Linked DNA regions of Homo sapiens: regions 1, 2 and 3 are each linked to region 4. A link is a contact called in ENCODE Hi-C data. All regions are on one chromosome and are shown on one strand. The core of a region is the stretch at or near the end of the contact, and the rest is flanking DNA. Distances in the headings are between cores, read along the strand shown. Region 1 holds the start of GTPBP6 (GTP binding protein 6 (putative)). Region 2 holds the start of PLCXD1 (phosphatidylinositol specific phospholipase C X domain containing 1). Region 3 holds the start of AKAP17A (A-kinase anchoring protein 17A). Region 4 has its middle 220 kb from the start of CRLF2.

Region 1 (6,355 bases), core at 242-2,741, 670 kb before region 4:
AGCAGGGAACCCGGGAGCTGCGGGTGCTCAGGGGATTACTGAGGAACCACCGGCAGGTTTGGGGAGTAGAGAGGCAAGAGGTCTGCGCGCTGTTCTGAGCAGTTCGGGGCTTCATCTGTTCCAGGAATTAGCCATTTTGGAAAACACCCGTAAAGAAAAACCACTCATCGACTACAGGAGCTTCCAAGGGAAAAATCAACCTTTATGAGACTCTGACACGTGCAGCGACTTATTCATTTGCATTTCCTCCTGGGGGGTGGGGGGTGGGACTAGACACAGATTGGTCCGCTGGACGCCCTCCCTTCCCTGACCTCAAACACACCGTGCCTACCTCTAACCCAGAGCAAGAGAAACGTAGGTCCCATCGGCGAGAACCGCCCCGGCCCACCCAACCCCACCCCACCCCACCCCACCCCACCCCACCCCACGGACCCCACGGGCCCCACCCCATCCCACGGACTCCACCCCATAAGCTCCGCCCCCGCACTTTTACCCCATAGGCCCCTCCCCCGAAGCCCCGCCCACGCACCTCCACCAATGATATCCTCCCCTCTTCCCCATAAGCCCCGCCCTTTCACCCATGGGCTCCTCCCCCGAACCCCACCCATGCACCTCCACCTATGAGATCCTCCCTTCAGAGCCCCGCCCCCGCATCACCATCCATAAGCTCTTCCCCTCAGAGCCCCGCCCCTCAGCGCCACGCCCTGGCATCTCCAACCATCAGACCCTCTCCTTAGAGCCTGGCCCCCTGAAGCCCCGCCCCTACGTCGCCACCTGAGCTCTTCCCCTCAAAGCCCCGCCCTGGGTCTCCACCTATGAGATTCTCAGGTCAGAGCCCCGTCCCTGAATCTCTACCTATGAGCCTCCCCAGAGCCCCGCCCTTGCATCGCCAGCTATGATTCTCCCGAGTCCCGCCCCTGAATCTCCACCTATGAAATCCTTCCTGCAGAGCCCCGCCCTTGCGCCTCCACCTATGAGATTCTCCCCACAGAACCCCGCCCCTGAATCTCCACCTATGAGATCGTCCCTTCAGAGCCCCGCCCCTGAATCTCCACCTATGAGCCCCCTCCCCTCAGAGCCCCGCCCCCAGGTCTCCAGCTCCTGTTTCTCCCCCGAAAGCCCTGCCGCGGTCACCTCGAGTCATCTGCGACTTCCCCGGGCCCCACTTGACGTCAGGGTGAACCAGACACACGCGCTGGGTCCCCGCCGGCAGCAGAGGCTCTCCCCGCAGCAGCTCCTCCTCGGCGTTCTCGTCCGCATCTTCCGGCTCCTCCTCGTCGTCTCCCGTGCGGCTTCGGCCGCCGTCCGCCCGCAGGCCCCGCCCTCCGCCCCACGGCCCCTCCAGATTCCCGGGGCTCCTGCGGCCGACAGCGGCTAGCGCGCGCGCGGGGCAGGACGGCGCGGCTGCCCGCGGAGCCGAGCGGCCGCGGCCCACGCGGGAGAGCCGCAGCCCCGGGCGTACGGCGGCCCGCAGGGCCCACATGGCGCGTCTGGAGGCTGAACGTTGGGGCGGGGGCTGCCCACAGGCCGCTCCTCATCACGTGCTCGTGATTGGCGTGCGGCCGGGGCTGGCTCACCAGCGCCTCTCCCCGGCACAGGCCGTGCTCCTCATTGGTCATCCGGCGTCACGTGCTAGTGATTGGCGTGCAGCTGGGGCGTGCTCACCAGCGCCTCTCCGCAGCATAGGGCGTGATCCTCATTGGTCATCCCTTGTCACGTGCTGGTGATTGGCGTGCGGCCGGGGCGGGCTCCCTAGCGCCGCGCCCCGGCAGGGCGTGCTCCTCATTGGTCGCCCCGCATCAGGTGCTGGTGATTGGCACGCGCTGCCGGCGGGGGAGGCGGGACCGGGCCGCTTCTTGTTCGGCGTGGGCGGCTCCTGGCAGACCCATCCCGCGGTGCAGCCGCCGGCCCGGTAGGCGCCAGGACCCCGAGCCTCGGCGGCGGCGGCGGCGGCGGCAGCGCTGCCTTCACTCACCTCGTCCTCGCTCCCGTCCTACCCCGTTCCGCGCTGGGTGGAGTCCAAGTCTGATTGCGAGAGTCCGGAACGCCGCCTCGGGGGCTTGACTCCAGCCCCGGGGATCGAGAACGGCGCCCAGGGGTCCCTACGTCTGCCTTGGGGGCTCGAGTCCCGCCCTGGGCGTCCGTGACGTCGCCCAGGGGTCTCCACGTCTGCCCTGGAACCTGGAGAGCCGCCGTGGGGGCCCCGGAAGCTGCCCCGGAGTCCCCACGTCTGCCCTGGGGGCTCGAGTCCAGCTCTCAGGGTCCCGGACGCCACCCAGGGGGTCCCCATGTCTGCTTTGGGGGCTCGAGTCCAGCCATGGGGGTCCTGGACGCCGCCTCGGCGTCCCCGCGTCTGCCTTGGGGGCCCGAGTCCCGCCCTGGGGGTCCTGGACGCCGCCTCGGCATCCCCGCGTCTGCCTTGGGGGCTCGAGTCCCGCCCTGGGGGTCCCCGATGCCGCCCGGGGGTCCTCACGTCTACCTTGGAGACTGGAGTTCCCCCGTGGGAGTCTCGGACGCCACCCCGGAGTCACCGTGTCTAGCCTTGGGGGCTTGAGTCCAGCCCTGGGGGTCCTGGACGTCGCCGAGGAGCCCCCACGTCTGCCTTTGGGGCTTGAGACCTGCTCTGGGGGTCCCGGTCGCCGCCCAGGTGGGTCCCCACGTCTAGCCTTGGGGGCTTGAGTCCAGCCCTGGGGGGCCCGGATGCCGCCCGGGGGTTCTCCTCGTCTGCCTTGGGGGTTGGGTCCAGCCCCAGGCGTCCTGACCACCGCCCAGGGGCCCCCACGTCTGCCTGGGGGCCTCAAATTCAGTCCTGGGGGTCCCGGACGCCTCCCAGGGGTCTTCATGTCTGCCGTGGGCCTCGAGTCCAGCCGTGAGGGTCCCGAATGCTGCCTTGGAGGGTGGAGTCCAGCTCTGAGGGTCCTGAAGTCAGCTTTGGGGGTTCGAACCCATCCATCCCAGGGGTCCCTGAGTCTACATTAGGGGCTGGAGTCCAGCCTTGAGGGTCTCCACTGCTGCCTTGGGGGCCTGGATGGGATCCAGCGGGTCTGAGTCCAGCCTCGGGAGCCCCTGCGGTGGAGCTCTGAGTGGGGCAGGGGCCTGGGAGATGCCAGGAGGATGAGAGCGGCGCCCCCCTGGTCCAGGGGACAGTAAGAGGCAGCCGGTCTCAGAGAAGCTACCCCAAAACTGTTACCCGTGGTGTGCAGAGCGTCCTGCAACCCCAGCCCTCACCAGGATTTCTTGCGTTTTTCAGGAAATCGGTTGTGATTGGCATGTTCCTTAAGCGTCTGCAGGAAGCCGAGGCCTTTTTGGTATTTCAGGAGGGGTTGCTAACCCCCCTCCTTGTAGGATCGGGGTATCCCAGCTGCTAATTCCCCTCCTAACAGCCCTGCAGCGCCTGGATTGGAGGTGTGACAGGTGGCATTTTTGGCCCGAAGTCCCTAGGCAGGACGGGTGGCTGTAGCCTGCGCGTTTGTGTAAATTAACCTCCCTTTTTAGTTCTGTGAAGGGAGAACGTGATTAGTTTAAAATCACCTGCGTGAAAGAGGCTCTTGATTAGTTTAAAATCACCCACGTGAAAGGGGCTCTTGATTAGCTTAAAATCACCTGGGTGTTTCGTTTTATCTCAGTTGGCCTCTGAATGTTTATCCTACAGCTTCCTGCAAGCTCCAGTCTACCTTCTAAGGGAATAACGGGGCTCGTCTTTCTACGTTACTTTATGTGGGAGTAGTTGTAAAACAGAATGAGGGAGACCGCGGGGATTGTGCGGAAATGTAGCCACCGTTTACATGTCGGGAGGCTGAGGTGGGAGGATCGCTTGAGCCCAGGAGTTTGACACCAGCCTGGGCAACATGGTAAGACCCCTTCTCTACCCTCCCCCCCAAAAAAAAAATTTTAGTGTGGCATGGTGGTGGGTGCCTGTGGTCCCAGCTACTCGGGACGCTGAGGTGGGAGGATTGCTTGAGCCCAGGAGTTTGACACCAGCATGGGCAATATGGTAAGACCCCATTATCTACAAAAAAAAAAAAAAAAAAAGAAAAGAAAAATTAGCCGGGCGTGGTGGTGGGTGCCTGTGGTCCCAGCTGCTCGGGACGCTGAGGTGGGAGGATTGCTTGAGCCCAGGAGTTTGACACCAGCATGGGCAATATGGTAAGACCCCATTATCTACAAAAAAAAAAAAAAAAAAGAAAAGCCGGGCGTGGTGGTGGGTGCCTGTGGTCCCAGCTGCTCGGGACGCTGAGGTGGGAGGATTGCTTGAGCCCAGGAGTTTGACACCAGCATGGGCAATATGGTAAGACCCCATTATCTACAAAAAAAAAAAAAAAAGAAAAGCCGGGCGTGGTGGTGGGTGCCTGTGGTCCCAGCTGCTCGGGACGCTGAGGTGGGAGGATTGCTTGAGCCCAGGAGTTTGACACCAGCATGGGCAATATGGTAAGACCCCATTATCTACAAAAAAAAAAAAAAAAGAAAAGCCGGGCGTGGTGGTGGGTGCCTGTGGTCCCAGCTGCTCGGGACGCTGAGGTGGGAGGATTGCTTGAGCCCAGGAGTTTGACACCAGCATGGGCAATATGGTAAGACCCTATTATCTACAAAAAAAAAAAAAAAAAAAAAGAAAGAAAAATTAGCCTGGTGTGGTGGTGGGTGCCTGTGGTCCCAGCTGCTCGGGACGCTGAGGTGGGAGGATTGCTTGAGCCCAGGAGTTTGACGCCAGCATGGGCAATATGGTAAGACCCTATTATCTACAAAAAAAAAAAAAAAAAAAAAAGAAAGAAAAATTAGCCTGGTGTGGTGGTGGGTGCCTGTGGTCCCAGCTGCTCGGGACGCTGAGGTGGGAGGATTGCTTGAGCCCAGGAGTTTGACACCAGCATGGGCAATATGGTAAGACCCCATTATCTACAAAAAAAAAAAAAAAAAAGAAAAGCCGGGCGTGGTGGTGGGTGCCTGTGGTCCCAGCTGCTCGGGACGCTGAGGTGGGAGGATTGCTTGAGCCCAGGAGTTTGACGCCAGCATGGGCAATATGGTAAGACCCTATTATCTACAAAAAAAAAAAAAAAAAAAAAAAAAGAAAGAAAAATTAGCCTGGTGTGGTGGTGGGTGCCTGTGGTCCCAGCTGCTCGGGACGCTGAGGTGGGAGGATTGCTTGAGCCCAGGAGTTTGACGCCAGCATGGGCAATATGGTAAGACCCTATTATCTACAAAAAAAAAAAAAAAGAAAGAAAGAAAGAAAAATTAGCCTGGTGTGGTGGTGGGTGCCTGTGGTCCCAGCTGCTCGGGACGCTGAGGTGGGAGGATCACCTGAGCCCAGGAGGTGGAGGCTGCAGTGAGCTTAGATTGCAGCACTGTGCTCCAGCCTGGGTGACAGAGTGAGACCCCATCTCAAACAAGAAGCACCAAAAGGTGTCTGAGATCAGGCACGGTGGCTCACGCCTGTCATTCCAGCACTTTGGGAGGCCGAGGTGGGTGGATCACCTGAGGTCAGGCATTTGAGACCAGCCTGGCCAACATGGAGAAACACTGACTCTACTAAATGTGCAAAAATTAGCCGGGCGTGGTGGCACACACCTGTAGTCCCAGCTACTCCAGAGGCTGAGGTAGGAGAATTGCTTGAACCTGGGAGGTGGAGGTTGCAGTGAGCTGAGATTGTACCACTGCACTCCAGCCTGGGAGCTGAGATTGTACCACTGCACTCCAGCCTGGGCCCTAAAGCGAGAGCTTGACGGTGGGGTGGGGGTGTGGGATGGACCTTCTGTGGTCCCAGCTACTCGGGAGGCTGAGGTGGGAGGATCGCTTGAGCCCAGGAGTTTGACACCAGCATGGGCAACATGGTAAGAACCCATATCTACAAAAAAAAAATTTAAAAATTAGCCGGGTGTGGTGTGTGGGTGCCTGTGGTCCCAGCTACACCACGAGTGGAATTGTGACGTGCACAGCCTGGGTAAATGGGGTTAGCTATATTCACCCTGAAGGGGGCACATACCCTATTATTTCTAACACCACTGAACTCAGAATCGGGACCCAGATTCGCCGGGGCAGCGCGGGACGAGGCCTCTCCCGGGCTCCGTCTTCCCTGTTAATAGACTGAGAGACGGAATGAGAGCTTCGAAGGTGCTGGGGGAGGAGCATTGGGTGTCCCCAGGTGGTGAGCTTGGGTGTGTGTGTGTAGCCGACAGTCTCCCAGGCTCAGTATTCCCTGTTAATAGACTGAGAGACGGAATGAGGGCGTCCCCAGGTGGTGAGCTCAGGGACGTGTGTGTGTGTGTGTGTGTGTGTGTGTGTGTGTGTGTGTGTGTAGCCGTCAATCTCCTGGGCTCCTGGGTTCCGTCTGCCCTGTTCATAGAGACAGAATGAGGGCGTCCCC
Region 2 (5,370 bases), core at 2,871-5,370, 710 kb before region 4:
GGGAACGTGGGGACAGATGTGGGGATAGGAGGGGACACCCCTCAGTGGTCAGGGGACCTGGGATGTGAGGGGAGGGGTTGGGGAACGTGGGGACAGGTGTGGGGACAGGAGGGGACACCCCTCAGTGGTCAGGGGACCTGGGATGTGAGGGGAGGGGTCAGGGCACGTGGGGACAGGAGTGGACACCCCTCAGTGGTCAGGGGACCTGGGATGTGAGGGGAGGGCTCAGGAGGACATGGGGACAGGTGTGGGGACAGGAGTGGACACCCCTCAGTGGTCAGGGGACCTGGGATGTGAGGGGAGGGGTCAGGGCACGTGGGGACAGGAGTGGACACCCCTCAGTGGTCAGGGGACCTGGGATGTGAGGGGAGGGCTCAGGAGGACATGGGGACAGGTGTGGGGACAGGAGTGGACACCCCTCAGTGGTCAGGGGACCTGGGATGTGAGGGGAGGGGTCAGGGCACGTGGGGACAGGAGTGGACACCCCTCAGTGGTCAGGGGACCTGGGATGTGAGGGGAGGGGTCAGGGCACGTGGGGACAGGAGTGGACACCCCTCAGTGGTCAGGGGACCTGGGATGTGAGGGGAGGGCTCAGGAGGACATGGGGACAGGTGTGGGGACAGGAGTGGACACCCCTCAGTGGTCAGGGGACCTGGGATGTGAGGGGAGGGGTCAGGGGGAACGTGGGGACAGGTGTGGGGATAGGAGGGGACACCCCTCAGTGGTCAGGGGACCTGGGATGTGAGGGGAGGGGTCAGGGGGAATGTGGGGACAGGTGTGGGGATAGGAGCGGACACCCCTCAGTGGTCAGGGGACCTGGGATGTGAGGGAGGGCTCAGGAGGACATGGGGACAGGTGTGGGGACAGGAGTGGACACCCCTCAGTGGTCAGGGGACTTGGGATGTGAGGGGAGGGGTCGGGGGACGTGGGGACAGGAGGGGACACCCCTCAGTGGTCAGGGGACCTGGGATATGATGAAGGTGACGGGAGGGGAGGGACTGTGACGGGGGAAGGGACTGTGATGGGAGGGAGGGAGTATGACAGTAGCCGGAATGGATGGAATCCGTCATGACACAGAGGATGTGAGTGTACAGCTTTGGGTCCAGCCTGTCCTAGGAGACACTGATTTCCTCGAGTCTTCTGAACCAAAAAGTATCTGAGACAGGTCTCAGGACATTTAGAAAGTGTGTTTTGCTGGCCGGGCACGGTGGCTCACGCCTGTCATCCCAGCACTTTGGGAGGCCAAGGCGGGCAGATCACCTGACGTCAGGAGTTCAAGACCAGCCTGACCAACAAGGTGAAACCCTGTCTCTACTAAAAATACAGAAATTACCTGGGTGTGGTGGTGGGCGCCTGTAGTCCCAGCTACTTGGGAGGCTGAGATAGGAGAATTGCTTGAACCTGGGAAGCGGAGGTTGCAGTGAGCCGAGATTGCACCACTGCACTCCAGCCTGGGAGACAGAGCAAGACTCCGTCTCAAAAAAAAAAAAAAAAAAGTGTGTTTTGCTAAGGTTGAGGACGCGCCTGTGACCGAGCCTCAGGAGGTCCTGACGACCTGTGCCCTAGGTGGTCGGAGGACATCTTGGTATTATGCATTTTAAGGAAACGTCAGACATGAATCCATACGTGTAAGACGAACCTTGGTTCTGTCAAGCGCGTCGGTGCGAAGAGACCCCCGAACAGGCTTTGTGTGAGCGATAAAGCGGTTCATTCACTTGGGTGCAAGTGGGCTGAGTCCGAAGAGAGAGTCAGCGAAGGGAGATGGGGGAGGGGTGGCTCAATAGGAGTTGGGTAGGTAATGGAAAATTACAGCAAAAGGTGGTTATCTATTGTCAGCAGAGGAGGGATTGCAAGGTGCGTGGTGCACAGATCATAAGACTCATTGTCCAGAGGACGAACGGCACAAAGTCGATTGATCGGCTAAGGTAGGGCAGGGAGAACTCACGATAGTAAAATGTTGTAATTTTAGTTAACCAGTTAAGGCAGGAACTGGCTGTTTTACTTCTCTGTGGTTTTTCCTTGGCTGCTCCAGACTTCTTGGCTCCTGCAGGCCACCTGGACGTATATGTGCAAGTCACAGGGGTGATAATGGCTGAGCTTCGGCTCAGAGGCCTGACAGGTTCAATCGGTGAAGGTGGGACTGCTCCACTGGTGGTGAGGCGGGCTTCCAGGTCATAAGGTAGATTTTAAAATTTTCTGACTGGCAATTGGTTGAAAGAGTTATTATTAGGCCGGGCACGGTGGCTCACGCCTGTCATCCCAGCACTTTGGGAAGCCAAGGCGGGCGGATCACCTGAAGTCAGGAGTTCGAGACCAGCCTGGCCAACATGGTGAGACCCCCGTTGCTACCAAAAATACAAAAAATTAGCTGGGAATGGTGGCAAGTGCTTGTAATCCCAGCTGTGCTGGAGGCTGAGGCAGGCGAATAGCTTGAATCCAGGAGGCGGAGGCTGCAGTAAGCTGAGATCATGACACTGCACACCAGTCTGCGCAACAGAGCGAGACCCTGTCTCTGAAAAAAAAAAAAAGAAGAAAAAAAGAGTTATTAGTAGAAAGGAATATCTGCATTAAGATAAGAGGATGTGGAGACGAAGGTTTTTTGTTTTTGAACGGGAGTCTCACTCTGTCTCCCAGGCTGGAGTGCAATGGCGCGATCTCGGCTCACTGCAACCTCCGCCTCCCGGGTTCAAGCGATTCTCCTGCCTCAGCCTCCCAGTAGCTGGGACTACAGGCGCGCGCCAGCACGGCTAAATGATTTTTGTATTTTTACCAGTGATGGGGTTTTGCCATGTTGGCCAGGCCGGTTTCGAACTCCTGACCTCAGGTGATCCGCCCGCCTCGGCCTCCCAAAGTGTTGAAGTGCTCGAATTACAGGCGTGAGCCAGCGGGCCCCGCCCAGACCTGCATTTTAACCTCCCCTCCACCCCGCGGCCCCGGGACCCTGGGCATCCGGAGGCTCACAGCGGCCCTGCTGGGATGCTCCAGGCAGATCACTGCACAGCCCTGCAGGCAGAGGGGAGGCCGTGCAGGAGGAGGGGAGGCCGTGCAGGGGGAAGGGAGGCCGTGCAGGGGGAGGGGAGGCCGTGCAGGGGGAAGGGGGGCCGTGCAGGGGGAAGGGAGGCCGTGCAGGGGGAAGGGAGGCCGTGCAGGCAGAGGGGAAGACGTGCAGGGGGAGGGGAGGCCGTGCAGGAGGAGGGGAGGCCGTGCAGGGGGAAGGGAGGCCGTGCAGGCGGAGGGGGGTACGTGCAGGGGGCAGCGGAGGCCGTGCAGGGGGAGGGGAGGCCGTGCAGGGGGAAGGGGGGCCGTGCAGGGGGAAGGGAGGCCGTGCAGGGGGAAGGGAGGCCGTGCAGGCGGAGGGGGGTACGTGCAGGGGGCAGCGGAGGCCGTGCAGGGGGAAGGGAGGCCGTGCAGGGGGAGGGGAGGCCGTGCAGGGGGAAGGGGGGCCGTGCAGGGGGAAGGGAGGCCGTGCAGGGGGAAGGGAGGCCGTGCAGGCGGAGGGGAAGACGTGCAGGGGGAGGGGAGGCCGTGCAGGGGGAGGGGAGGCCGTGCAGGGGGAGGGGAGGCCGTGCAGGGGGAGGGGAGGCCGTGCAGGGGGAAGGGAGGCCGTGCAGGGGGAAGGGAGGCCGTGCAGGCGGAGGGGGGTACGTGCAGGGGGCAGCGGAGGCCGTGCAGGGGGAGGGGAGGCCGTGCAGGGGGAAGGGGGGCCGTGCAGGGGGAGGGGAGGCCGTGCAGGGGGAGGGGAGGCCGTGCAGGGGGAGGGGAGGCCGTGCAGGGGGAGGGGGGCCGTGCAGGGGGAAGGGAGGCCGTGCAGGGGGAGGGGAGGCCGTGCAGGGGGAGGGGGGGCCGTGCAGGCGGAGGGGGGCCGTGCAGGGGGAGGGGGGGCCGTGCAGGCGGAGCGGGGGGCGTGCAGGGGGAGGGGAAGCCGTCCTGGGCCTTTTCCAGCTGGCTGCAGAGAAGGGGCCAGCTCCCTCCTGGGGACCCGGAGCCGCGGTACAGGTGTGGTTGCTTCTCTTGGAGAAAGAGGCTGAGCTGACATCCCCCGGGCTGATAAAGAATGGGCTCCTCCTCCTGGGCCCAGCAGGCTCCCGGGACCCTCCCTCCCTCCCTCCCTCCCTCCCTCCTTCCGGGCAGCAGGGAAGATCTGAGTTCATGTAGCTGGTGTTGGCTTAGGGTCTGGGAGGAAGGCTTTTGGGAAGATGTAAATAAGAACAAAATCTGCAGCCACCTGGGAAGCCTGGCCTCAGTGTGGAAGAGAAGGCAGCAGGATTATTACAGAACCTTGTGAAGCCAACGCGGGCAGCCGCCAGGAGCTGCAGACCGAGAGGATCTCGTCCTTTCTTGCGGCCCAGGGAGACCAGGCCTTTCATTCTGGGCTCGAGACCAACAATTCGAATTCCGAACTCCCCCTGCGTGTGGGACTCAAGGTGGGTTTGCAGTTTGCAGGCAGCTGAAGTTTGTCTCTTCTCCAGGAGGCCGGGGCTTCTTCCCTTCCTCTCTGTCCCATTTCTTTTTTCTTGAGACAGAGTCTCACTTTGTCACCCAGGCTGGAGTGCAATGGTGTGATTGTGGCTCACTACAGCCCCCGCCTCCCGGGTTCAAGCCTCAGCCTCCTGAGTAGCTGGGATTACAGGCGTGCGCCACCACGGCCGGCTACTTTTTGTACTTTTAGTAGAAATGGGGTTTCACCATGTTGGCCAGGCTGGTCTCGAACCCCTGACCTCAGGTGATCCACCCACCTCAGCCTCCCAAAGTGATGGGATGACAGGCGTGAGCCACCGTGCCCGGCCCCTCCAGGTCTCATTTCTAAGAGGAGGCCTCAGGTCCACCAGGAAACATTCCTCAGATGTGAAACTGTCAACAGGCTGATTTCTGGGCTCAAGATCAACAATTCTAATTGATTTGATTAAATCAATTAGATCTAATGATTTTAATCTAATCAGTTTTAATCTAAATGATTAAAAATCTTACATACATTGCCGGGCGTGGTGGCGGACGCCTGTAATCCCAGCTACTCTGGAGGCTGAGGCAGGAGAATTGCTTGAACCTGGGAGGCGGAGGTTGCAGTGAGCCGAGATTGCATCATTGCACTCCAGCCTGGGTAACAAGAGTGAAACCCTGTCTTTAAAAAAAACAAAACAAAACAAAAAAAAAACCGTACATACAGCTGGGCACCGTGGCTCACGCCAGTAATCCCAGCACTTTGGGAGGCCGAGGCAGGCAGATCACCTGAGGTCAGGAGTTCAAGACTAGCCTGACCAAGATAGTGAAACCCCGTCTCTACCAAAAATACAAAAATTAAGCAGGTGTGGTGGCGGGCGCCTGTAATCCCAGCTACTCTGGAGGCTGAGGCAGGAGAATTGCTTGAACCTG
Region 3 (6,682 bases), core at 3,663-6,162, 600 kb after region 4:
TGTATTTTTAGTAGACATGGGGTTTCACCATCTTGGCCAGGCTGGTCTCGAACTCCTGACCTCGTGATCCACCTGCCTCGGCCTCCCCAAGTGCTGGGATTACAGGCGTGAGCCACCGTGCCCAGCCCCAGACCTTCTTTTAAAGTGCTCACCTGATTAGGTCGGGCCTACCTAGAATACTCTCCTGTTTGATGATCTTGAAGTCTGTTGACTAGAGAGCTTATTGCATCTGGAAAGTTCCAGCACCTTTGCTGCAGCATCATGAGACTGATATCTCAGAATCTTTTTATTTGCCTTTCATGCTCAATTCATGGAAATGATACAGACTGGGTACACAACAAAGACTCATGGCTACCTCCCCATGACAAAGGATTACGGCTGCAGATATCCGAGAACTTTGTTTTTTTATTTCTGGGGTACATTCAGGAGAGGGATGTTTTGCTCCAAAATGCTTTAGGAGGCCAAGCATTTTCCTTAAAGGTTTTCCAGATTATTATAACCATCCTTTGGTGCTTGCTGGTTCTGAAGGAGTGAATATCTCCTTCTGAATTTGCTTTGCAAATACCTTCAGGGAACTAGCTGAGTGGCAAAGTGGTTTCCCAATTTAACAGCTCCCCCCGGGAAACACACACCAATGGTATGTAAAGCAGCAGCAGCGAGAAGAATTTTAAAGAGAACCCCAAACGCTTTCGTGTCCCTAAGAAGAAGAAGAATGTACATGCAGGCAGCAAAGGGGTGTGTCTCACTGAGAAGCCTGCTTGGGTTCACAGAATGGTCCCCGTCCTGGGGACCCTGGTGTGTTTGTTTTCTCCTTGGTCAAGTAGAGACTCATAATCATATTAATATTAGCCTTTATGGACATCATGGCTCACACAATGCAAACGCCCCCCCAAATACCCACAAGCCCTCTTCTTCCTTCCCCTCCCCTCCCTTCCCCTCCTCTACCTTCCCTTCCCCTCCCCTCCCCTCCCCTCCCTTCCCCTCCTCTCCCTTCCCTTCCCCTCCCCTCCCCTCCCCTCCCTTCCCCTCCCTTCCCCTCCCCTCCTCTCCCCTCCCTTCCCCTCCCTTCCCCTCCCCTCTCCTCCCCTCCCTTCCCTTCCCCTCTCCTCCCCTCCCTTCCCCTCCCCTCTCCTCCCCCCTTCCCCTCCCCTCCCCTCCCCCTTCCCCTCCCCTCCCCCCTTCCCCTCCCCTCTCCTCCCCACTTCCCCTCCCCTCTCCTCCCCCCTTCCCCTCCCCTCTCCTCCCCCCTTCCCCTGCCCTCTCCTCCCCCTCTTCCCCTGCCCTCTCCTCCCCCCCTTCCCCTCCCCTCTCCTCCCTTCCTTTCCCCTCCTCTTCCATTCCCTTCTTTCCTCCCATCCCCTCCTCCCTTCCCCTCCCTTCCCCTCCCTTCCCCTCCCTTCCCCTGCCCTCCCCTCCCCTCCCCTTCCTTCTCCTCCCCTCCCCTCCCTTCCCCTCCCCCCTCCCCTTTCCTCTGCTCCCTTCCCCTCCCCTCTCCTCCCCCCTTCCCCGCCCCTTCCCTTCCCTTCTTTCCTCCCATCCCCTCCTCCCCTCCCTTCCCCTCCCCTCCCTTCCCCTCCCCTCCTTTCCCCTCTCCTCCCCTCCCCTCCTTTCCCTCCCCCTCCCCTCCTCTCCCTTCCCCTCCCCTCCTCTCCCTTCCCCTCCCTTCCCCTCCCCTCCCCTCCTTTCCCTTCCCCTCCCCTCCTCTCCCTTCCCCTCCCCCCCTCCCCTCCCTTCGCTTCCCCTCCCCTCCCCTCCCCTCCCTTCCCCTCCCCCCTCCCCTCCCTTCCCCTCCCCCCTCCCCTTTCCTCCACTCCCTTCCCCTCCCCTCTCCTCCCCCCTTCCCCTCCCCTTCCCTTCCCTTCTTTCCTCCCATCCCCTCCTCCCCTCCCCTCCCTTCCCCTCCCCTCCCTTCCCCTCCCCTCCCCTCCTTTCCCCTCTCCTCCCCTCCCCTCCTTTCCCTTCCCCTCCCCTCCTCTCCCTTCCCCTCCCCTCCTCTCCCTTCCCCTCCCTTCCCCTCCCCTCCCCTCCCCTCCTTTCCCTTCCCCTCCCCTCCTCTCCCTTCCCCTCCCCTCCTCTCCCTTCCCCTCCCCCTCCCCTCCCTTCCCTTCCCCTCCCCTCTCCTCCCCCTTCGCCTCCCCTCCCCTCCCTTCCCTTCCCCTCCCCTCCCTTCCCCTCCCCCTCCCCTTTCCTCCACTCCCTTCCCCTCCCCTCTCCTCCCCCCTTCCCCTCCCCTTCCCTTCCCTTCTTTCCTCCTATCCCCTCCTCCCCTCCCCTCCCTTCCCCTCCCCCCTCCCCTTTCCTCCGCTCCCTTCCCCTCCCCTCTCCTCCCCCCTTCCCCTCCCCTTCCCTTCCCTTCTTTCCTCCCATCCCCTCCTCCCCTCCCCTCCCTTCCCCTCCCCTCCCTTCCCCTCCCCTCCCCTCCTTTCCCTTCCCCTCCCCTCCTCTCCCTTCCCCTCCCCTCCTCTCCCTTCCCCTCCCTTCCCCTCCATTCCCCTCCCTTCCCCTCCATTCCCCTCCCTTCCCCTCCCCTCCTCTCCCTTCCCCTCCCTTCCCCTCCATTCCCCTCCCTTCCCCTCCCCTCCCCTTCTTTTGAGATGGAGTCTTCCTCTTGTCATCCAGGCTGGAGTGCAATGGCGCAATCTTGGCTCATTGCGACCTCCACCTCCCGGGTTCAAGCAATTCTCCTGCCTCAGCCTCCTGAATAGCTGGGATTACAGGTGCGCACCACCACGCCCAGCTAATTTTTGTATTTTTAGTAAAGACAGGGTTTCACCATGTTGGCCACAATTGTCTCAAACTCCTGACCTCAGGTGATCCACCCGCCTCGGCTTCCCAAAGTGCTGGGATTACAGGCATGAGCCACTGTACCCGGCCTAAATCACAGACTTTTATGTCTCACGGTTCTGGAGGCTGAGAGTCCAAGATCAATGAGTGGGAGGTTCAGTGTCTAGTGAGGACCCGCTTGCTGGTTCACAGGTGGTTCCTTCTGGCTGTGTCCTCACATGGTGGAAGGGGTGAGAGAGCTCTCTGGGGCCTGTCTTCTAAGAGCACAAATCCCACTCATGACCTAACCACCTCCTAAAAGCACCACCTCTAATACTCTTGCAGTGGGAACTGAGTTTGAACTTGAGTTTTGGAAGGACAGAAACATGGAAGGCATAGCAACCCTCTTACACAGCCCGGCCCCTCTGAAGCCTGCCTGGGTTCACAGAATGTTCCGTCTTCCTCAGGCCCCTGGTGTGTTGGCTTTCTCCTTTGTTGATAGCTGATGTTGAGCAATGCAAGATTTCTGTTCTGATTATCTGACCCTGGATATCCAGTTTGGGGACTTGTGACATATTTGGGACGTCAGAAGCACGTACCTCTCACATAGAGCATGGCATACTTAATAAACAATAAATTATAATAAAAAATGAATAATGCATTATAAATTATCATTACTTATTTATTTATTTATTGGAGACAGAGTCTCGCTCTGTTGCCCAGGATGGAGTGCAGTGGCGCCATCTTCGCTCACTGCAACCTCTGCCTCCTGGGTTCAAGTGATTCTCGGGCCTGCCTCAGCCTCCTGAGTAGCTGGGACTATAGGCAACCACCTCCACACCCGGCTAGTTTTTTGTCTTTTTAGTAGAGACGGGGTTTCACCATGCTGGCCAGGCTGGTCTTTTTTTTGTTTTGTTTTGACATGGAGTCTCGCTCTGTCAACCAGGCTGGAGTGCAGTGGCACGGTCTCACTGCAAGCCCCACCTCCCAGGTTCACGCCATTCTCCTGCCACAGCCTCCCGAGTAGCTGGTAGCTGGGACTACAGGTGCCCACCACCACGCCCGGCTGATTATTTTTTGTATTTTAGTAAAGACGGGGTTTCATCGTGTTAGCCAGGATGGTCTCGATCTCCTGACCTCATCATCCGCACATCTCGGCCTCCCAAAGTGCTGGGATTACAGGCATGAGCCACCGGGCCCGGCCCCAGGCTGGTCTTGAACTCCTGACCTTGTGATCTGCCCGCCTTGGCCCTCCAAAGTGCTGGCATTACAGACGTGAGCCACCGCACCTGGCCTCATTTATTATTTTGTAATCACATTATAAATTGTCATTTATTATTTCATAATTACATTATAAATGATCATTTCAGAATTACATTATATATTTTCATTTATTTCATAATTACACTATAGATTATCATTTATTATTCCAAAATTACATTATAAATTATGATTATATTATACAATAGCATTTGCTTCATAATTACATTAGATTATCATTTATTTTTAAATTACATTATATTTATTTCATAATTACATTATAAATTATCTTATAATTAGAAATGATCATTTATTTCATAATTGCAATATAAATTATTATTAATTTCATAATACCATTGTAAGTTATCATTTATTATTTCATAATTACATTATGTAATGGTATGCGTTAATAATTATTAATATACAATTAATAATTATTAACCATTCAATTAATAGTTAATTAACTAGCAATTTATATGTAATTCTATAATTACGTCATAGAATATGATATCTAATTTATACATAAATTATATTATTCAAGTATATTACCCATAATTTGCAAGTATAGTATAGAATCCCGTTATAGGATCCTATTACATTTTAGAATTTTGTTATATATATTTGACTCTACAATTGGAATTTAGACCCCACACCGGCCCCCCTCCTGTTTGGCTTAAGGGCTATGACCACAGACCCTGGCCCAAGTACCTCCCCTGGTTACCCGCAGGCAGGTGGCACCATGGGGGCGGGGCGGACTCGCGCACGCGCAGTGCAAAAGGTCGGGCTCCCGGAAGTCCCTCCTCCCGGGGGCGGAGCCAGGGCAAGAAGGAGAAACCCGGTGCTGCCGCGCGGCCTCTTCCGCGAGCCCGCGCGCCGGAAGTGGAAATGCGTCATAGAGGGCGGGCGGCGACGGCGGTGGCGGCGTCGGAGGCGCCTCCGGGGGACGGTGGCGGCTCCCGGCGGTGAGGCCGCGCCTGTCCGGGGATCGTCGAGGGACGGCGGGAGCTTGGGCCAGCGGCGGCGGCGGCCTGGGACGCAGGCGGAGCCCCGCGCAGGTGAGTGCCGCCCCCGTGCCTCCCGGGCCTGGCTGCAGCCGGCGAACGCTTCGCTCCTAGGGCCGGGCCCGGGGGGCCGGGGCTTGGGAGGCGGCGCCTAGGGGCCTCGGAGGTGACGGGGCTGGGGTTGGGGGGCGTGGGGTGCCACCGGGGGGCTGGGAGCGCCTGAAACTGTACGGGGGAATCGGGGGCTGGGGAGGTCTGCGGTCGGGGTCCGGGGGTCCCTGGAAGTAGGGGTAGGGGCTGGAGCGGTTCCTGGGACTGCACCGAAGGAGCTGAGGCCTGGAGCGGTGTCGGAGGGCTGGGAGCTCGGGGGATCGGATGGGCGGGAGACTAGGAGGCCTGGGACTAGGGGACGTGGCGCTGCGGTCGCTCCTAGGTCTACAGTGGGAAGCAAGGGGCTGTCCGGGGTTTTCGGAGGCTGGGGCGGTGCTGTGTAGGTTGGGGTATTGGGGCTCATCCAGGAGGGTGGTGGGGAGCGGGGAACTGAGGAGCTGAGGGTACCGAGTGGCCAAGGGCCTGAGAATGTGTGGGGCCCTGCCAGGGGTGCCAGCGGCAGCCTGAGGCCATGCTGGGGGGCTGCGGTAGGTGGGAATACCAGGGGCAATGCCGCGTACTGGGGATTGGGCAGCCAGGTGTACCGGGGTGGTCGGAGGGCGCTGGAGGCCAGAGTGGGGAGGGTTCCTCGGTGGTGAAGTTGCTGGGGCCGCTTGGGTTCTGGGGGAGGGTTCACTGGTCTCTGTCCAGACTGGAGCCCCTCCCTGGTGCCCCACTGACCTTTTCTGGTCGCTTCTCCACCCTCCCTCCCTTCTTTCGCACCTCCCACCTCGGGCTTGGGCGAGGAGGCCGTCTCCTGGGCCTGGCAGGAAGCCTCCAGGTTGATGGGGTGGGCGGCCGGGCCGGAGGCGGTCACCTGAGATGGTTGGGTTTCTGCGAGTGAAGCTTCCTCTACTTGGACTTGGCCGTCAGGAAGTGGCTGCCCGTCAGCTCAGCAGGGAAGAGGTGGGTTAATGAAGGTGGGCGGAGAAAGAAGGCGCAGACGGGGGACTCCGGCCCCTAACTTGTGGAAAGTTCGTTGTACTTTTTGGCTTTGAGTGGGTTAAAGCTGGGATACGTTTGGCCTTCGTGGAGATTACTAGGGTTCATGGTTCTGGATTGTTGTTGCAGCCCGAGACTTCCTGTTTTATCAGGGCAAGTACAGGGCCGCCGCCCCCTCCACAAAACCTTTCCAGATGCCTGCAGCTGTGCTCTCCCTGGCCCCTTCCCTTCCCCAGTGTCTCTCTGCCCCTTCCCGTGGAGCTAGGCGTTTGTAGCGTCCCCGTTCCTACTTGACCTGTGTGAGGGGCCTGGTCGTGCTCAGCTTCCTATTCTGCAGGCCTTGGGAGCTGCTGGCTGCTGGATGTAGGGTGTCGGGCAGTGCTGACCGAGGCTTTGACACTAACCTGTTCTTTATCAGCTCGGCTCTTTCCCCTTTGGTGTACTCTTAATGATTTCAAAAAGTAAAGAACTCCGTTGAGATGGCTGTTAACAAAGTGGAAACCGGTCTCTGACACGGCAGAGAGACACTGCTGTTTCTCTTCTCCGGGTCCAGAAAGTGCCTGCTG
Region 4 (7,278 bases), core at 2,047-4,546:
TCTCTACTAAAAATACAAAAAATTAGCTGGGCATGGTGGTACACGCCTGTAGTCCCAGCTACTTGAGAAGCTGAGGTGGGAGGATCACTAGAACCCAGGAGTTCAAGGCTGCTGTGAGCCATGATTGTGCCAATGCACTCCAGCCTGGGCAACAGAGTGAGACCCTACCTCAAAATAAGTACATAAATAAGAGAATAAGAAAACAATTACATTAACAATAACACCAAAAAGAATAAAACACTTAGAAATTAATCGTGAAAGTAGATTTGTACACCAAAAACTAAAACATTAAAAAACAAAAACAGGCTGGGCGCGGTGGCTCACGCCTGTCATCCCAGCACTTTGGGAGGCCGAGGCGGGCGGATCACGAGGTCAGGAGATCGAGACCATCCTGGCTAACACAGTGAAACCCCGTGTCTACTAAAAATACAAAAAATTAGCCGGGCATGGTGGTGGGTGCCTGTAGTCCCAGCTACTCGGGAGGCTGAGGCAGGAGAATGGTATGAACCCGGGAGGCGGAGGTTGCAGTGAGCCAAGATGGCGCCACTGCACTCCAGCCTGGGCGAAAAAGCGAGACTCCATCTCAAAAAAAAAAAAAAGATTATTAAGAAAGCAAAGTGCTGAAAGTACTGAAGGGATGGGTTGCTGTGGAACGAGAGACTTGGAAAAGAAAAAGACACAGAGACAAAGTATAGAGAAAGAAAAATGGGCCCAGAGGAACCAGCGTTCAGCATACGGAGGACCGGCGCCGGCACCGGCCTCTGAGTTCCCTTAGTATTTATTGATCATTATCTGGCGTTTCTTGGAGAGGGGGATGTGGCAGGATAATAGGATAATAGTGGAGAGAAGGTCAGCAGGAAAACTTGTGAACAAATATCTCTGCATCATAAACAAGGTAAAGAAAAAAGTGCTGTGCTTTTGATGCACATATACATAAACATCTCAGTGCCTTAAAGAGCAGTATTGTTGCCAGCATGTCCCACCTCCAGCCCTAAGGCGGTTTTCCCCTATCTCAGTAGATGGAATGTACAATCGGGCTTTACACCGAGACATTCTATTGCCCAGGGATGAGCAGGAGACAGATGCCTTCCTCTTACCTCAACTGCAAAGAGGACTTCCTCTTTTACTAATCCTCCTCAGCACAGACAGAATAAGGGGTTCCCAAAAGTAAGAGGAGGAACGCGTCCTCCCTAGGTACAATATTCATTTATATATATGATTTAAAAAAAGATCATGGGCAAGCCGGGCGTCGTGGCTCACGCCTGTCATCCCAGCACTTTGGGAGGCCGAGGCAGGTGGATCACCTGAGGTGGGGAGTTCGAGACCAGCTTGACCAACATGGAGAAACCCCGTCTCTACTAAAAATACACAAATTAGCCAGGCACGGTGGTGCATGCCTGTAATCCCAGCTATTTAGGAGGCTGAGGCAGGAGAATCGCTTGAACCCAGGAGGCGGAGGTTGCAGTGAGCTGAGATCACACCATTGCACTCCAACGTGGGCGACAGAGCAAGACTCTGTCTCAAAAAAAAAAAAAAAGAGAGAGAGAGAGATCATGGGGAGATGTGCTCGTCTATAAGGATTTGTGATAAAGGATTAGTTTTCTTAATTACTATATATATATGTATATATAAATTTTTTTGAGACAGTGTCTCAATCTGTTGCTCAGGCTGGAGTGCAGTGGCACGATCTCAGCTCACTGCAACCTCCAACTCCCAGGTTTAACTGATCCTCCCACCTCAGCCTCCTGAGTAGCTGGGATTACAGGCACACACCACCACACCCGGTTAATTTTTGTATTTTTAGTACAGACAGGGTTTCACCATGTTGGCCAGGCCTGTCTTGAACTCCTGACCACCGATATCTGCCCACCTTGGCCTCCCAGAGTGCTGGGATTACCAGCATGAGCCACCGCGCCCAGCCCTGCACCTCCCTTTTAATTCATATAAGGGTGGGCTTGCAATATACTTCCAGGCCAAAGTTTGAGCTCAAAACTTGCATTTTCAGACATTACTTTGAAGCGTTTGAATAACAACAAATGCTTGGCAGCTGCAATACCATTATTTACTCTACCTTTATTTCATTATTAATGTGCTGTTCTCAGTATATTAACATGAAGCGTTGGCTGCGGTCAGAGATGGAGATTTTATTATTTATATGTAACAAATGTATTCATTAATAATTGAATTACACAGACAGCACACAAATAAATATAGCAAATTATTAATTTATAACACACTGGGGGGGATTTATAAAATTCCAGTAAATACAGTCTTTAATCAACTATAGACTTTTTTAAAAAAACACTTTATATTAGGATTCACATCTTGTTTATCTTCCTTTGTTGTATATTTCTGTATTTGCGTATTAGCAGATATAAGCTACATTTAAAGATAGTATACATATATCTCTTTTTCTTTTGTAGAGATAAAGTCTCACTATGTTGCCCAGGCTGGTCTCAAATTCCTGGTCTCAAGTGATCCTCCTGCCTTGGCCTCTCAAAGTGCTGGGATTATAGGCATGAGCCACCATACCAGGCTAGTATACATATTTTGTTAAAATAATACAGATAATATAATATAGTATAATACAATATGTAGGAGATATAGCTCAGAAAACAGGTTTACTGAAATGGTAGACAAAGATAGTGAGTAAATTAATGAATTCACTGTGGCTAAATCCACTAAGTAGGACTCAGCTTGTATATCTAGGTATCATCAACCATTTGATTGATTTGAAATGCCCAGTTTCCAAGTCTAACCATTGTTGAGGATGTATAAATTATACTGAACTTGAAGTTGACAGAGTGCAAATTATTTTGCATGCATTTTACAGCAAGGACCGAGCCTCAATTTTTTTTTTTTTTTTTTTGGCATCGTGAGAATTGAAATAAAGACATTTATATAGGAGTTAAGAAGAAATCACTTAGGCAGATGGTAAGGCTATGGAAGTCCTTAGTAAGGCTTTTCTCTTTAATGAAAACCAGCCCCAAATCATTTTCTAACAAAGAGCAGTCTGTAAAATTGAGCTGCATCGAGCTGCAGACATAGACAAGCCAGCTGGGAGCTTGCACGGGTGAATGCCGGCAAAACGTAGGGACTAGACACGTTCAAGATGGCGGCTCCATCTTCCCGGCAGGAACTACGGACTAGACACCTTCAAGATGGCGTCTTCATCTTCCCGGCAGGAACTAGGGACTAGACACGTTCAAGATGGCGGCTCCATCTTCCCGGCAGGAACTACGGACTAGACACCTTCAAGATGGCGGCTCCATCTTCCCGGCAGGAACTAGAGACTAGACACGTTCAAGATGGCGGCTCCATCTTCCCTCCTCTTTGTCAACCGCATGTACAGTAAGAAAAGCAGACAAGATGGCGCCGATCAACTGGAAATCCCATTTGCTTAAGATTAGGGTGGGGCGACCAGCCTTCCCCACGCACTCTATGGATGTCATGCCGGATGGAACCAATCTTTGAGCCCTACGTAAATGAAACACCGCCTTCACCAGCCTGCCTATAAAGTCTGCAGAGGTCAGGTGCCTCCCACCTTTTTGGCTCTCTTTCTCTCTCTCTCTCTCTCCTTCCCTCCCTCCCCTTCCCTCCCCTTCCCTCCCTCTCCCTCACTCTCCCCCACTCCCTCTCCCCCTCCCCCTTTCTCTCTCTCTCTCTCTCTCTCTCTCTCTCTCTCACAAGGAGCTGCTCTCCTCCTTTCTTCTGTTGAGACGTGTGTGTGTCTGTCTTTCTGTCTCTTTCTCTCTCTCTCTCTCGCAAGGAGCTGCTCTCCTCCTTTCTTCTGTTGAGACGTGTGTGTGTCTGTCTTTCTGTCTCTGTCCCTCTGTCTCTTTCTCTCTCTCTCTCTCTCTCTCTCTCTCTCTCTCGCAAGGAGCTGCTCTCCTCCTTTCTTCTGTTGAGACGTGTGTGTGTCTGTCTTTCTGTCTCTGTCCCTCTGTCTCTTTCTCTCTCTCTCTCTCTCTCTCTCTCGCAAGGAGCTGCTCTCCTCCTTTCTTCTGTTAGGACCTGCGTGTGTGTCTGTGTTTCTGTCTGTCTCTGTCCCTCTGTCTCTCTCTCTCTCTGTCTCTGTGTCTCTCAGTCTGTCTCTCTCTCCCTCTCTCTCTGTCCATCTCTCTCTCTCTGTCTCTCTCTCTGTCCCTCTGTCTCTGTCTCTCTGTCTCTCACAACGAGCTGCTCTCCTCTCTCCTTTCTTCTGTTTGGACGAGTGTGTGTGCCTGTGTCTGTCTGTCTGTCTGTCTCACTGTCTCTCTCTGTCCCTCTGTCTCTCTCTATATCTGTCTGTCTGTCTCTTCCTCTCTGTCTGTCTCTCTCTCTGTCTCTGTCTCTGTCTCTCTCTCAAGGAGCTGCTCTCCTCTCTTTTTTTCTCTTCAGACTTGTCTGTGTGTGTGTGTCTGTCTGTCTGTCTCTCTGTCTCTCTCTGTCCCTCTGTCTCTCTCTGTCCCTCTGTCTCTGTCTCTTTCTCTATCGCAAGGAGCTGCTCTCCTCTCTTCTGTTTGGACCTCTCTGCTTGTGTGTGTCTGTGTGTGTGTGTGTGTCTGCCTCTCTCTCTCTCTCTCTCTCGCAAGGAGCTGCTGTCCTCTCTCCTTTCTTCTGTTCAGACCTCTGTGTGTGTGTGTCTCTCTCTCTCTCTGTCTCTGTGTGTGTCTGTTTCTCTCTGTGTGTGTCTCTTTGTATCTGTGTGTTTGTGTGTGTCTGTCTCTCTGTCTCTGTCTGTCTGTCTGTCTTTCTCTCTCTCTCTCTCTCTCTCTCGCAAGGAGCTGCTCTCTTCTCTTTTCTCCTGTTTGGACTTGTGTGTGTGTGTCTGTCTCTCTCTGTCTGACTGCCTCTCTTTGTCTCTGTCTCTCTATCTCTCTGTCTGTCTCACAAGGAGCTGCTCTCCTCTCTCCTTTCTTCCCTGTCCTCAATTATTTCTCAGAGTGAGACAAGGAACTCCAGGGTATACACCCCGCACGACGTAGCTGTTTCCAACACCAGGGGTCTTAGCTAGAAAAAGTGAGTGTATGTAATCGTCAGCATTTGCTACTGATGACAGAATAGAACAAATTCTGCCAAGAGATTTAAAGAGGTTTATTCTGAACCAATATGAGTGCTGAGCGCCTGTGCTCCAGGATTACATGGTCTCAAGAGATCTGAGAAAGTGTGTTCAGGAGGTCTGGTTACAGTTCCATTTTTATTTATTTATTTATTTTTATTTTTTTTAAATCGAGATGGAGTCTCACTCTGTCATCCAGGCTGGAGTACAATGGCGTGATCTCGGCTCACTGCAACGTCTGCCTCCAGGGTTCAAGCAATTTCCCTGCCTCAGCCTCCCGAGTAGCTGGGATTACAGGCCCCTGCCACCACACCTGGCTAATTTTTTGTATTTAGTACAGACGAGGTTTCACCATATTGGCCAGGCTGGTCTCAAACTCCTGACCTCAGTTGATTCTCCCACCTCGGCATCCCAACATACTGGTATTACAGGTGTGAGCCACCGCGCCCGACCTACAGTTCTATTGTATATATTTCAGGGAGACAGGAATTGTAGGTAAAATCATAAATCATTACATGGAAGGTATACCTTGTTTCGGCCTTAAAGATGAAACATCTCAAAGTGGGTTCCTACGAGTCACAGGTAGGCTTTAGGGATTCTTTAGTTGGCAATTGGTTGTATAAAACATAAAAATGTAAGGCCGGGCATGGTGGCCCACGCCTGTAATCACAGCACTTTGGGAGGCTGAAGCGGGTGCATCATCTGAGGTCAAGAGTTTGAAACCAGCCTGGCCAATATGGTGAAACCCTGTCACTACTAAAAATACAAAAATTAGCTGGGCCTGTAATCCCAGCTACTTGGGAAGCTGAGGCAGGAGAAACACTTGAATCCAGGAGGCAGAGGTTGCAGTGAGCTGAGATTGTGCCACTGCACTCCAGCCTGGGTGACAGAGTGAGGAAAGAAAAGAAAGGAAGGAAGGGAAAGACAAAAAGAAAAGAAAGAGAAAGAAGGAAAGAAAGAAAAAGAAAGGAAGGAAGGAAGGAAAAATAAAAGGAAGAGAAACAAAGGAAAGAAAAAAGGGAAGAAAGGGAAGGGTAAGGAAGAGAAGGGAGAGGGGAAAGAAAGGAAGAAAGGAATGAAAGAAAGGGAAAGGGGATAGAAAGGAAGAAAGGAATGAAAGAAAGGGAAAGAGGGAAGGAAAGAAAGAAAGAGAAAGAAAGAGAAGGAAGGAAAGAGGAAGGAAAAGGAAGGAAGGAAGGAAATATTTTTGTAGACGCAGTGATATGGTTTTGCTGTGTCCCCACCCAAATCTCAAATTGCAGCTCCCAAAATTCCCACGTGTCATGGGACTTACCCAGTGGGAGGTAACTGAATCACAGGGCAGGTCTTTCCCTTGCTGTTCACACAATAGTGAAGACGTCTCATGAGATCAGATGGTTTTATAAAGGGGACTTTCCCCTTTTCTCTTGCTTGCCACCATGGAAGACATGACTTTGCTCCTCCTTTGCCTTCCGCCATGATTGCGAGGTCTCCTCAGCCATGTGGAACTGTGAGTCCGTTAAACCTCTTTCCTTTATCTTTTACCCAGTCTCGGGCTGGGCGCGGTGACTCATGCCTGTCATCCCAGCACTTTGAGAGGCCGAGGCAGGAGGATCACCTGAGGTCGGGAGTTCAAGACCAGCCTGCCCAACGTGGAGAAACCCTGTCTGTACTAAAAATACAAAACTAGCAGGGCGTGCTGGCACGTGCCTGTAATCCCAGCTACTCGGGAGGCTGAGGCAGGAGAATCGCTTGAACCCGGGAGGCGGAGGTTGCAGTGAGCCGAGATGGCACCATTGCACTCCAGCCTGGGTGACAAGAGCAAAACTCCATCTCAATCAATCAATCAATCAATCAATAACCCAGTCTCAGGTATGTCTTTATTAGCAGCCTGAGAACAGAGTTATATACACAGAGTCTTGCTATGTTGCCCAGTCTGGTCTCGAACTTCTGGGGTAAGTGATGCTCCCACCTCAACCTCTCAAAGTGGTGGGATTACAGGCGTGAGCCGCCGCGCCCGGCCTCCATGAGTCTGATTTTAACCCATGTCTTTTGTATTTCTCAGTCCTTGTCCACACATCTCATCACACACGTGCGCAGCAAACAGGCACACCCAGTGTGAACCCAGGCACAGCTCTCCGAGAGAACTCTAGTCAACACGTCGTCCGTGGGACATCGGCTGTATTTCTGTTCCTTTCCTTCTTTTCTGTCTCTTTCTCTTATTTCCCAAAACTCCGTTGTGTTTCTGATTTGTTCAC

Evidence for each region. Hi-C counts contacts between places; a loop is a spot of excess contacts on that map. Pooled maps may share reads with other maps.
Region 1: a map with no recorded cell type shows a loop between it and region 4 (31-fold over the local background). The contact joins the promoter of GTPBP6 here to the enhancer-like site in region 4. A Hi-C loop is called at or near these places in 10 of 37 single-sample maps with no recorded cell type and 14 of 50 pooled maps.
Region 2: a loop to region 4 is called in a pooled map, with 21 times the contacts of the local background. The contact joins the promoter of PLCXD1 here to the enhancer-like site in region 4. A Hi-C loop is called at or near these places in 3 of 37 single-sample maps with no recorded cell type and 5 of 50 pooled maps.
Region 3: a map of psoas muscle shows a loop between it and region 4 (9-fold over the local background). The contact joins the promoter of AKAP17A here to the enhancer-like site in region 4. A Hi-C loop is called at or near these places in 4 of 168 maps with a recorded cell type or tissue (gastrocnemius medialis, psoas muscle, sigmoid colon and 1 more), 1 of 37 single-sample maps with no recorded cell type and 13 of 50 pooled maps.

What each region holds. Positions count from the first base shown.
Region 1 is chrX:317,305-323,659 of GRCh38, forward strand. GTPBP6 (GTP binding protein 6 (putative)) reads right to left here and starts at 1,492. Exons shown (of 10, transcript NM_012227.4): 1 at 1,135-1,492. The coding sequence starts at 1,483. It overlaps LINC00685 (long intergenic non-protein coding RNA 685), which reads left to right and starts at 1,841. Exons shown (of 1, transcript NR_027232.1): 1 at 1,841-4,028.
Region 2 is chrX:277,261-282,630 of GRCh38, forward strand. It overlaps PLCXD1 (phosphatidylinositol specific phospholipase C X domain containing 1), which reads left to right and starts at 4,121. Exons shown (of 7, transcript NM_018390.4): 1 at 4,121-4,424.
Region 3 is chrX:1,586,692-1,593,373 of GRCh38, forward strand. AKAP17A (A-kinase anchoring protein 17A) reads left to right here and starts at 4,913. Exons shown (of 5, transcript NM_005088.3): 1 at 4,913-5,078.
Region 4 is chrX:986,900-994,177 of GRCh38, forward strand. No RefSeq gene overlaps it. Among named protein-coding and RNA genes, the nearest start is that of CRLF2, 220 kb to the right of the region's middle. Within about 2 kb of position 3,297, at least 11 of the 41 ENCODE cell types and tissues checked have a DNase peak (open chromatin) inside an H3K27ac peak, as active enhancers do.